Regions from separate parts of the Homo sapiens genome. Here region 1 is linked to region 2. The links are chromatin contacts, found by Hi-C or POLR2A ChIA-PET in ENCODE. All regions are on one chromosome and are shown on one strand. Each heading gives the region's core, a stretch centred on a gene start or an enhancer-like site at or near the end of the contact. The rest is flanking DNA. Distances are from core to core; before and after follow the strand shown.

Region 1 (4,611 bases), core at 1,845-4,344, 240 kb after region 2:
GTTAGGAGTTCAAAACGAGCCTGGGCAACATGGTGAAACCCAGTCTCTACTAAAAATGCAAAAATTCGCTGGGTGTGGTGGCAGGTGCCTATAATCCCAGCTACTCGGGAGGCTGAGGCGGGAGAATCGCTCGAACCCGGGAGGTGCAGGTTGCAGTGAGCCGAGATCGCACCACTGCCCTCCAGCCTGAGCGACAGAGTGAGACTTCAACCCCAAAAAAAAAAACAAAAAACAAGACACTAGTAGCCTGGCTTCCTCCTTCTTCTTGTTTGAGAATGAAACTTGCTAAGATTTTTCATCTTCCTTGTTTGGAAATTGATTTTTATTGAAGGAATCCTCTGAAGTGGGGAGAGGTAGAAACAGGAACAAGCGCCTCTGTCCAGCGCGGTCTGATGCATGCTGTGCATGTCGTCGCTTCACCTGCAGCTGCTCCTTGAGGGGTTCTTGGTGTTTTCTCACTGAGACTCCAAGAGGCGAAGTCATTTCCCCAAAATTAGCTCTCATCTGGGTTGCCGAGCTGGGGTCAGTGCCAGGGCTGTTGAATGCCAAAGCCATGAGTATTTTTTGCATAATAATATATTGAAAATTTGTTTCTGGATGGGCGTGGTGGCTCACGCCTGTCATCCCGACACTGTGGGAGGCCTAGGTGGGCAGAGATCACCTGAGGTCAGGAATTCAAGACCAGCCTGGCCAACATGGTGAAACCCTATCTCTATTAAAACTACAAAAATTAGTCAGGCGTGGTAGTGGGCACCTATAATTCCAGCTACTTGGGAGCTAGGAGAATTGCTTGAACCTGGGGGGCGGAGCTTGCAGTGAGCTGAGATGGTGCCACTGCACTCCAGCCTGGATGACAGAGTGAGACTCCGTCTCAAAAAAAAAAAAAAGACTTGTTTCTAGGAGTCTCTCTGAATCTATTCGGGTTTAGGGGCTGCCTGATTCATTAAATAATAAATACTAAAAACTTGTTCCTGATTATAAAAATAATATTGCTTATTACAGCAAAGTTGGAATGTGCGCAAAAGCCACCTGTGATCCCGTCGCCCAAAGGCCATGGCTGTTAACTGTGTGAGGCATTTCCCTCCTGCCTTTTTCTATGCATTTTTTTTCGTAGTCGAGAACTTGTGTATAAGGCTCAGGGTAAATATCCTGCACATTTTCCCGTATCATCAAACAACATTTTCCTCAGAACACTTCCTGGAGCGGTTCTGACCCACAGATACTCCCCTCTCTCACCCAGCCCTTCGGGGCCCCTGGCCAGCCTCCCAGGTTTCTGCTGGAATCACAAGGCTGCCACAAACATCTCCGTGCCTTCAATCTTTGTCCGTGTCTCTGGTTAGCTGCTTGAAATAGTTCTTAAAAGCAAATGGGTGAAAGGGTATAAACACGCCTAAGACTTAAGTGCTCTCTTGGGGCAGCAGATTCCATTCTGAAAAGTAGTGCGCAGCTCACCACCCCTTCTGAGCAGAGCCCGCAGCGGCCGAAGCAACGAGAGTTTCCCTCCCTGCAGCGTACCCTGGCCGTCAGGAGGCCCAGGTCCCGGTCCTGGCACTGTGTGGCCCTGGCCAAGGCCATCTACCTCTCTGAGCCTCCATGGTCCGCTCTGATCAGGGAGGCCACTGGCCCTGCCTGGCCTGCCTCAGTGACCCAGCCCTGGGGGTGCACCTGCTCTTTTTTTTTTGGAGTGTAGTGGCACCATCTCGGCTCACTGCAACCTCTGCCTCCCAGGTTCAAGCGATTCTCCTTTGTCAGCCTCCTGAGTAGCTGGGACTACAGGCGCCCACCACCACGCCTGGCTAATTTTTGTATTTTTGGTAGAGATGGGGTTTCACCATATTGACCAAGCTGGTCTCGAAGTACTGACTTTGTGATCTACCCACCTCGGCCTCCCCAACTGCTGGGATTACAGCCGTGAGCCACTGTGCCCGGCCTGGGGTGCACCTGGGCAGCTGGTTCCTGCTCCTGAGGCCCTTTCAGCAGGCAGAGGGCTTGGCTCAGGCCGGCAGCCATCTGCAGCTTCCTCCCTGTCACCCCCAGGCACAAGCTGGCTGACCAGCGGACCAGGAAATCTCTGGGCCGAGGGGAATTCCGCCTTCTGCACTATGCGGGGGAGGTGACCTACAGCGTGACCGGTGAGGATCCTGGGGCTGTGTCCCCACAGGGGCCTGCGGGGAGGCTCTGTCTCACCTCACGTCGGTTCTCCCCTCCCAGGGTTTCTGGACAAAAACAATGACCTTCTCTTCCGGAACCTTAAGGAGGTGAGGAGGACGTGGGGAGGCCGGGGTGGGGGTGGGGATAGCCCACAGCTCTGCACCTGTGTCCAGGAGCCTGTCCTGCCTGTCCCTGTGCCCCACCCTGACCCCGGCTCTGCCCACACAGACCATGTGTAGCTCAAAGAATCCCATTATGAGCCAGTGCTTTGACCGGAGCGAGCTCAGTGACAAGAAGCGGCCAGAGACGGTGAGGAGGTGGCGGGACCGGGCGCAGGGGTGCATGCGCCTGAGTGTGCATGAGGGCCTGTGTGAGCCTGGGAGCTGGCAGCGTGCGTGTGAACGCGTGTGAGCCCGTGCACATCTGCAGGTGTCTGTAGGGGGCTGCCTTAGGTGCCTCTTTGCCTACTTTTTTTTTTTTTTTTTTTTTTTGAGACAGGGTCTCGCTCTGTTGCCCAGGCTGGAGTGCAGTGGCGCAATCTGGGCTCACTGCAACCTCCACCTCCCTGGTTCAAGCGATTCTCCTGCCTCAGTCTCCTGAGTAGCTGGGATTACAGGCGCCTGCCACCATGCCCGGCTAATTTTTTGTATTTTAAGTAGAGATGGGGTTTCACCATGTTGGCCTGGCTGGTCTCAAACTCCTGACCTCGGGTGATCCACCTGCCTCGGCCTCCCAAAGTGTTAGGATTACCGGTGTGAGCCACCACGCCTGTCCCTGTTTGCCTACTTGTGTGTGTGTGCTGTGTCTATAGTGGAGTCGTGTGTCTTCAGTGTGGGCTGTGTCTGTAGGGGAATCCTTGTGTACGTCTGTCTCTGTGGGTGCCCATATGTTGACAGCTGCCTCTGTGCGGTTGCTGTCATGTGTCTACCCACTCAGCAGACATTTATAGCAGACACTGCCAGGCACTGAGGTACCACAATGAGTGGGTGTGCCTGCAGCAACATGTGCACAGGGTGCTTTGCAAACTTAGAAGAGGGAACAGCAAACGGCCTGACGGGGCGGAAGGGGTGAGGGGTTGGGGAGGCTCCCTGGAGGAGGAAGCATTGGAGATGACTTGGGAATGTCAGATGAACCTATAGTGAGGGCCCAGTCCAGACACAGAGAGTCTAAAAAGGCCATGAGGTGAGCAGGAAAGCGATGGCATCAAGGAGAAGGACCGGGGGAAAGGCAGGCATGGCCAGGGTGCCAGATGCAGGGAGGGCTCCAGCGAGCTGAAGGCGGAGGTACGGCTGTTGGGCTTGGCAAAAAGAGGGTCAGGGGAGCCCCAGAAGAGTGAGGTCAGTGAGTCCATAGGGAGGTGGAAGCCAGACTGCCTGGCAGGGAGGGCATGCAGGCGACATGCTGCCCAGGGTGTGGCTCACTGTGCCCCTGCCCGCTGCTGCCGTCCACCCCACCCTCTCCCGAAGCACCACATCCTCCCGGCCCTAGCGTCTCCCTGCTGAGGATGCCTACACACCCTCCCGCCCAGGCCTCTCCAGCAAGCCACAGACTCGTGTATCTCATCCTCTTCCCCTAGGTGGCCCCAGGGCACCCTAGATCCCACTGGTCTATAACAAACGGGCCCTTGGTCTGCCCCTCCAGGCTTTCTCCTTCTTTGACCCAGTCCCCCAGGCCAGAAACCTGGGTGTCATCCCCTTTTTTGTTTTTGTTTTTGTTTTTGAGACGGAGTCTCGCTCTGTCACCCAGGCTGGAGTGCAGTGGCGCGATCTCGGCTCACTGCAACCTCTGCCTCCTGGGCTCACGCCATTCTCCCACTTCACACTCACGAGTAGCTGGGATTACAGGTACCCGCCATCGTGCCCGGCTAATTTTTTTATTTTTGTAGAGATGGGGTTTCACCATGTTGGCCAGGCTAGTCTTAAACTCCTGACCTCAGGTGATCCGCCCGCCTCGGCCTCCCAAAGTGCTGGGATGACAGGCGTGAGCCACCGCGCCCGGCTCCGGCCCCCTCGTTCTTTTCTCTCCTTGTCTCCCTTGTCCAGCCACTGGATCTTGCCGGAGTACTTAGCAGCTCCCCCTCAGTCCTTCCCTGTAGCCACTTCACCCGCCCCTCCTCCTTATCCTTTAAAGCTCAGCAGAGCGTCATTTCCAGAAGACGTCACCTGGTGCCCCCTAACCCTCAGACTGGATGAATTGTCCCTTTGTGGGGCTCTCAGAACCCACAGGCATACACCTGCTACTCTCGGAACACCGGGATTGTGAGTCTTTGCCAAGGAGCGTGCTCCTCCGCCAGGCCTGAGATCCTTCCAGGTCCCGCAGAGCAGCATACCCAGATACTAGCTGAATGCGTAGCATGGGACATGCTGTTTAGGAACGCAGCCCTGAAGTTCTAGAAAGAAAAAGAAGGGCCACTAAAGGGAGGTGTAGCACTGAGGTTGCTGGGAGACCTGAGCAGGAGTT
Region 2 (4,750 bases), core at 1,302-3,801:
GGGCCACTGGTGAGGCTTCACTTCCTTCCATGCTTGGCCAGGGCCCTGCTCAATTTCTCCACGCCTTGCCAAGTCAGTCCTAGGACTTCACACTAAGCTTGTCCTGGAGTGACCCTGACTCCCAACTCAGGATCGAGGCAAAATATTTACCTGGGTCTTCCCAGCACTTCCCAGCCAAAGACGCTGGCTTCTGGGGCCAACGTGTCCCACCTGCAGTCCTTGAGCAATTAGGACCCTTGCTATGGGGGGTGGCCATGTGGGCAGGGCACCGCCAAAAGCCAAAAATGGAGCGGCCCAGGGACCAGGTGGCAGCTGAGAACAGTTAGAAGTGGAGTGAATGCGGCCGGGCGCGGTGGCTCACACGCCTATAATCCTAGCACTTTGGGAGACCGAGGCGGGTGGATCACCTGAGGTGAGGAGTTCGAGACCAGCCTGGCCCACATGGCAAAACACCATCTCTACTAAAAATACAAAAATTAGCTGGGAGTGGTAGCGCACGCCTGTAATCCCAGCTACTCAGGAGGCTGAAGGAGGAGAATCGCTTGAACCCGGGAGGTGGAGGTTGCAGTGAGCCGAGATCGCGCCACTGCACTCCAGCCTGGGCAACAGAGCGAGACTCTGTCTCAAAAACAGAAAAAAAAAAAATAAATAAGGAGGTGGAGTAAATGGGCAAAAGCAGGAGGATCCCATCAGCAGACACCTGTCCATGGAGGAATAGGGCAACTTGAGTAGGAAGTAGGGGGCGGCTGGCCTGAGAAGCAGCGTTCTGAACCCCAAGTTTGCTTCCCATAGCCATTCCTCCTCCCCAGGCTTGGTCCTCGGGTTCACTGTACCCTCCCCAGCGCCAGCCACCATTCTGGACCTCCCCAGTACTGGCCTTCCCCTAGACCAGGGAGGGTCTAGACCACAGAGTCTGAATTTACTGTGCTAACAGGAAATACCTCTCTTTCCAAGCCCAGAGCCTCTGAAGAACTAAGGAGCAGAGCGGGGTTGGGGTTGGGGGAGACAGTCTTGGAGTGATGGGGGAAAAGAAAGATCATACAATCACATCCCCCACGTTCTTTCCTTCACCACCCATGGGAGTGGATAAGGGGATGGAGGAGGGTAAGCAAGGAGGAGGATGTGGTAACAGCTGATTCGTCCCCAGAGGTCACACTTTCCAACAATCAGCTGTTACTGGGGCGCAAGGCAGGAAGTTTCCTTAAAGGCGCAATGTCCTGAACGCAGGCTCAGAATTTTGGAGCTCCAAGTGAACCTTATCAATTACCTGATGGAGTGCGTATTTAACAGAAGGAAGGATCTCACCCTCCAGCCTCATCATTCCTGCTTAGTTACCCTCAGCCCCTATTTGGAGCTGAAGGAAAAGGCATGGATTTCAGTCCACATGTTCCTCTTTGGGGGACTTGCGGGGATTGATAAGGTAGGGCAGGTCTCCGGCTTGCCCCTTTAAAAACGCCGACCAGCAGCTTTTGCCAAGTCACTGGGTTCATTTCACTTTTTGCCCATCCCCCGCTCATCTAGACTCTGATTGGCCCCTGGGGAAGGAGCAGCCTGCTCATTGGTCTCCACCTTCGAATCTCTTCCCTAAGTAGGCCTGAGTCAGTGAAGAGCTTTGGAGGGCGGGACTGAATGGGGGTTAATCAGAGGATGCGATTGCTGACCCTTTGCACTTTGGCATGGCCCATCCCCTAATTTCTGACCAGAAGCCCTCCCTCTACCCTAAGGTGAGGACTGTGCTATGAATCTTTTGTTAGAAAGCTACCTCTTGGGAGGCTCTGGGGGCTCTTCTGGGACTGGGAAGAGACATCCAAGAAAAAAAGCCTCCTGTGGTTAGGAAGAGCCCCCAGGAGGAGTGGGCTGGGCGAGGCGAGCACCCTCCCTCCTCCAAAAACCCTGGAGAGCTCTCCAACGGCAGTCTCTGCTGCCCTGGGGGCTGACGCTCTGCCCACTCCTGCTCCTTGGTCCGCTCCACCTTTCCTTAAAGAGCTATAGCGTCCCGCAGAGGCCGGCGAGTCAGTTTGGGGAATGTCTAAAAGAAGCACTCACGACTCCAACAAGGAGGGGCTGTCGCCCTTTAAGGACTTCCCCGGGCTGGATTCCGAGCTCAGTTTAAAAATGCCAACTCACAGAGCGCGCTGGGTTCTGGGAACGACGGTGTCAGGCTGAGAACTACACGGACCAGCATGCATTGCAAACGCAGACGCCGTGGCTTTCGCCTGCTCTTTAGGACTCTCGTTTGACGTAGCGCTTTTCTAAGCGGGTCGCTGACGCGGAGGGCTGGGCCACACCTGTCCGTCTATTGGCCGGCTCCTCAGTGGGTGGGCGTGGCTTCGTGCAATTCCGCCCGGCAAAAGGGTGGCCTCCTTGCCAATCAGAGCCAGGGCGCCCGGAGAGGCGGGACCAGGGCGAGGCCCCGTCGGCCCCCGGGTGGGCGGGGCCACGTTGCCCAGCAGTGGGCGGTGATTGGCCCCGGGCCGTGCATTCGCAGCTCGTGCGTCACGACGCCGCCAGCTGATCGGAGCCTGGAGCCGGTGTGTGCTGGGTGCCGAGAAGAGACAGCGCCGCCGGCCGTGGGGAGCGGACGCAGTGATTTGCTCCCCCTCGTGCAGCAACCCCCACACCCAGCACCAGGTGGGTGTGAGCTGGCGACCCGGTCACGCAGCGGGGAGCCGCGGTAACGGGATGGAGGGTGAAAGTGGGGTCCGGGCGGCCACACCCAGCCCTTCCGGGAGGAGAAGGGGCGGCGGGGGCAGGGGCGCCTCGGGGAGAGGGGCCTGGACTGGCCGGGTTAGTGTGTCAGGAGCTACGAGGAAAGAGTCTGGGACGGGAGTCGTGGCGGAAGGGCTGGCGGAGTGGCGGGGGGCGGGGGGAGAGCCGAGGGGCCGGAGGGCCGGGGGCGGCTCACCCGGCGGCCCCCGGTCTGAGGATACAGGGGCCGGCCATCTAGCCTGGGGAGGGTCTGGACCCCCCGAGCGGGCGGCGAGGAGGTGCTTTGCCTCTGCCGGCGTTCACTGGGTCAGGGCCAGTTCAGCGCCCTGGCAGGGAAGGGGTCGCTGGGCGGGCCGGCCCCTCCTCTCGTTCTCTCCAGGGGATGTTATGTAAGGGGGGAGGGGAGAGGAGTAGGGGGCGGCGGTGCCGGGGCCTTATGCAACCCAAAGGTTAGGGTTTCACCGTGGTTGGGCGGGGGGAAGAGGGCAAGAGGAGGGCCTGGAAACTCTAACCCCCGCTCCCCAGACTAACTGGCCGTCTTGGGCCGAGAGAAGGTCACCTCTGCACCTCCCCCCAGCCTGTCCGATTGTGAGGCCCCTAGCCCAGGCCTGGCCCTGACTGCCTGGGAAGCCGGCTGGCTGGGTGGGGCGCCTGGGTTAGTCATCACTGGGCTGCCTCTCTCCCCACCTCTCGGCCAACTCTTGGCCCCTCCCCATGGCCTCCGGCGAGGCTGTCACCCCCACCTCCCTCCGGCCCTGGTTCCAGCCTCCAACTCCTTTGGCCTGTCATCCTGGCTGTCAGATTGGGCTAGGAGCTGTCAGAGTGCCAGAGGGTTGATGGAGCAGCTGGTCAGAGGGTCAGTGCCCTGGGCCCACCCCGCCCTGCAGCCAAGGGCACCTGCTTGGCACAGACTCTCAGCAGCTGCTGAGTCCTCTGGGTTGAACAGAGCTATCTCAGACAGAGGAAGGTCGGACGGAGTTGGACTGGTCACCCAGGGGAAGGAAGATACACAAAGTTCATGCCTCCCAAGAGGGTTTCGGAATTTGAACCGCACCCCGTATCCCCCAATCTTTCTTACCCTCTGAGTATAGAAATTCCAAGGCAAGACCGCCTTGGCCCCTCAGCCTGGCGTGGGCCATGCCCTTGGACTGAGTGTCAGCACGGACCCGCCCTCCCCAGCTCACATCCCCCGAGCCTGCCACGCCCCCAGCCCCCTCCCTGGGCCATGCTGCAGGGCCCGGCTTTTCCTGCTGATTCATGCGTTGGAACTGTGGGGGCGGGGCTTGGAACTTGGAACAAAGTTCAGACATGGAGGGGCCGGCAGACAGCCTGGAATTCATACCAGATGTACCCGGAATGCGCAAGCGGAATGCCTGGCATCTGAGAGTCCTGGGGAAGCTGCCCAGCCACCCTGCCCATACCTCCCTCCCCTCCAGCCTGTGGTCCCCTGCCCGCCCCTCACAGCCCCGGCCACCCTGCCGATACCTCCCTCCTCTCCAGCCTGTGGTCCCCTGTCCGCCCCTCACAGCCCCGGGGGCCTCTGCTGACCTTCTTTCAAACGCTAGGCCTCCTCCCTTCCTCACTCTTCCCCAATCCAGGCCCCCAGAACTCTCCTTCCAGCTGAACTCCCTGGGAACAAGTCAGTTGGGCTGATCACTGAACTCACATTTCTGGACCTGAGGTACCACACTTCTAGTACCTGCGTGCTGGTGGGGTGTGTCCAGGGTCCCGGGCCCCACCCTGTCTGAATGCTGAGGAGGCTGGGCCCCCAGGGGCCGCTAGGGCAGGGGAGGGTGAGAGCAGGACTGGGTTTCTCTAGACTCCAGTTCTGGAAAGAAGAGCAAGGGAAGTCTGTTTACAGCCACCTCTTGCTGCTCAGCGAGGTTAACAGCTTCCGCGGGCCCAGATCAGAGCTGCAGCCCTGCATTAGAATCTCAGAGGTCTACTGGGGCAGGACCCTGATGGCCAGCGAGTGGGTCAGCGTTGCAGCAACATGCCCTGCTCAGATCTTTCCCATTTTCCCTCCCTTTCCCTTAGGAGC

The links. A loop is a pair of places that touch in the nucleus more often than their neighbours do. ChIA-PET counts read pairs that join two places held with the same protein, here RNA polymerase II (POLR2A). Pooled maps may share reads with other maps.
Region 1: a loop to region 2 is called in a pooled map, with 4 times the contacts of the local background. The contact joins the enhancer-like site here to the promoter of MIR22HG in region 2. A Hi-C loop is called at or near these places in 2 of 168 maps with a recorded cell type or tissue (PC-9 and ascending aorta), 8 of 37 single-sample maps with no recorded cell type and 18 of 50 pooled maps. POLR2A ChIA-PET finds 5 or more read pairs at or near these places in 5 of 52 experiments (A549, AG04450, MCF 10A and 2 more).

The regions. Positions count from the first base shown.
Region 1 is chr17:1,472,459-1,477,069 of GRCh38, reverse strand. MYO1C (myosin IC) reads left to right here. Exons shown (of 32, transcript NM_001080779.2): 15 at 2,038-2,132; 16 at 2,212-2,258; 17 at 2,380-2,460. Among named protein-coding and RNA genes, the nearest start is that of MYO1C, 18 kb to the left of the region's middle. RefSeq lists enhancers at 1,889-1,958, 2,109-2,238 and a silencer at 3,049-3,138. Within about 2 kb of position 3,094, at least 2 of the 41 ENCODE cell types and tissues checked have a DNase peak (open chromatin) inside an H3K27ac peak, as active enhancers do.
Region 2 is chr17:1,714,011-1,718,760 of GRCh38, reverse strand. MIR22HG (MIR22 host gene) reads left to right here and starts at 2,551. Exons shown (of 3, transcript NR_028505.2): 1 at 2,551-2,631; 2 at 4,747-4,750. It also overlaps a transcript of WDR81 not described here. RefSeq lists an enhancer at 1,763-2,404.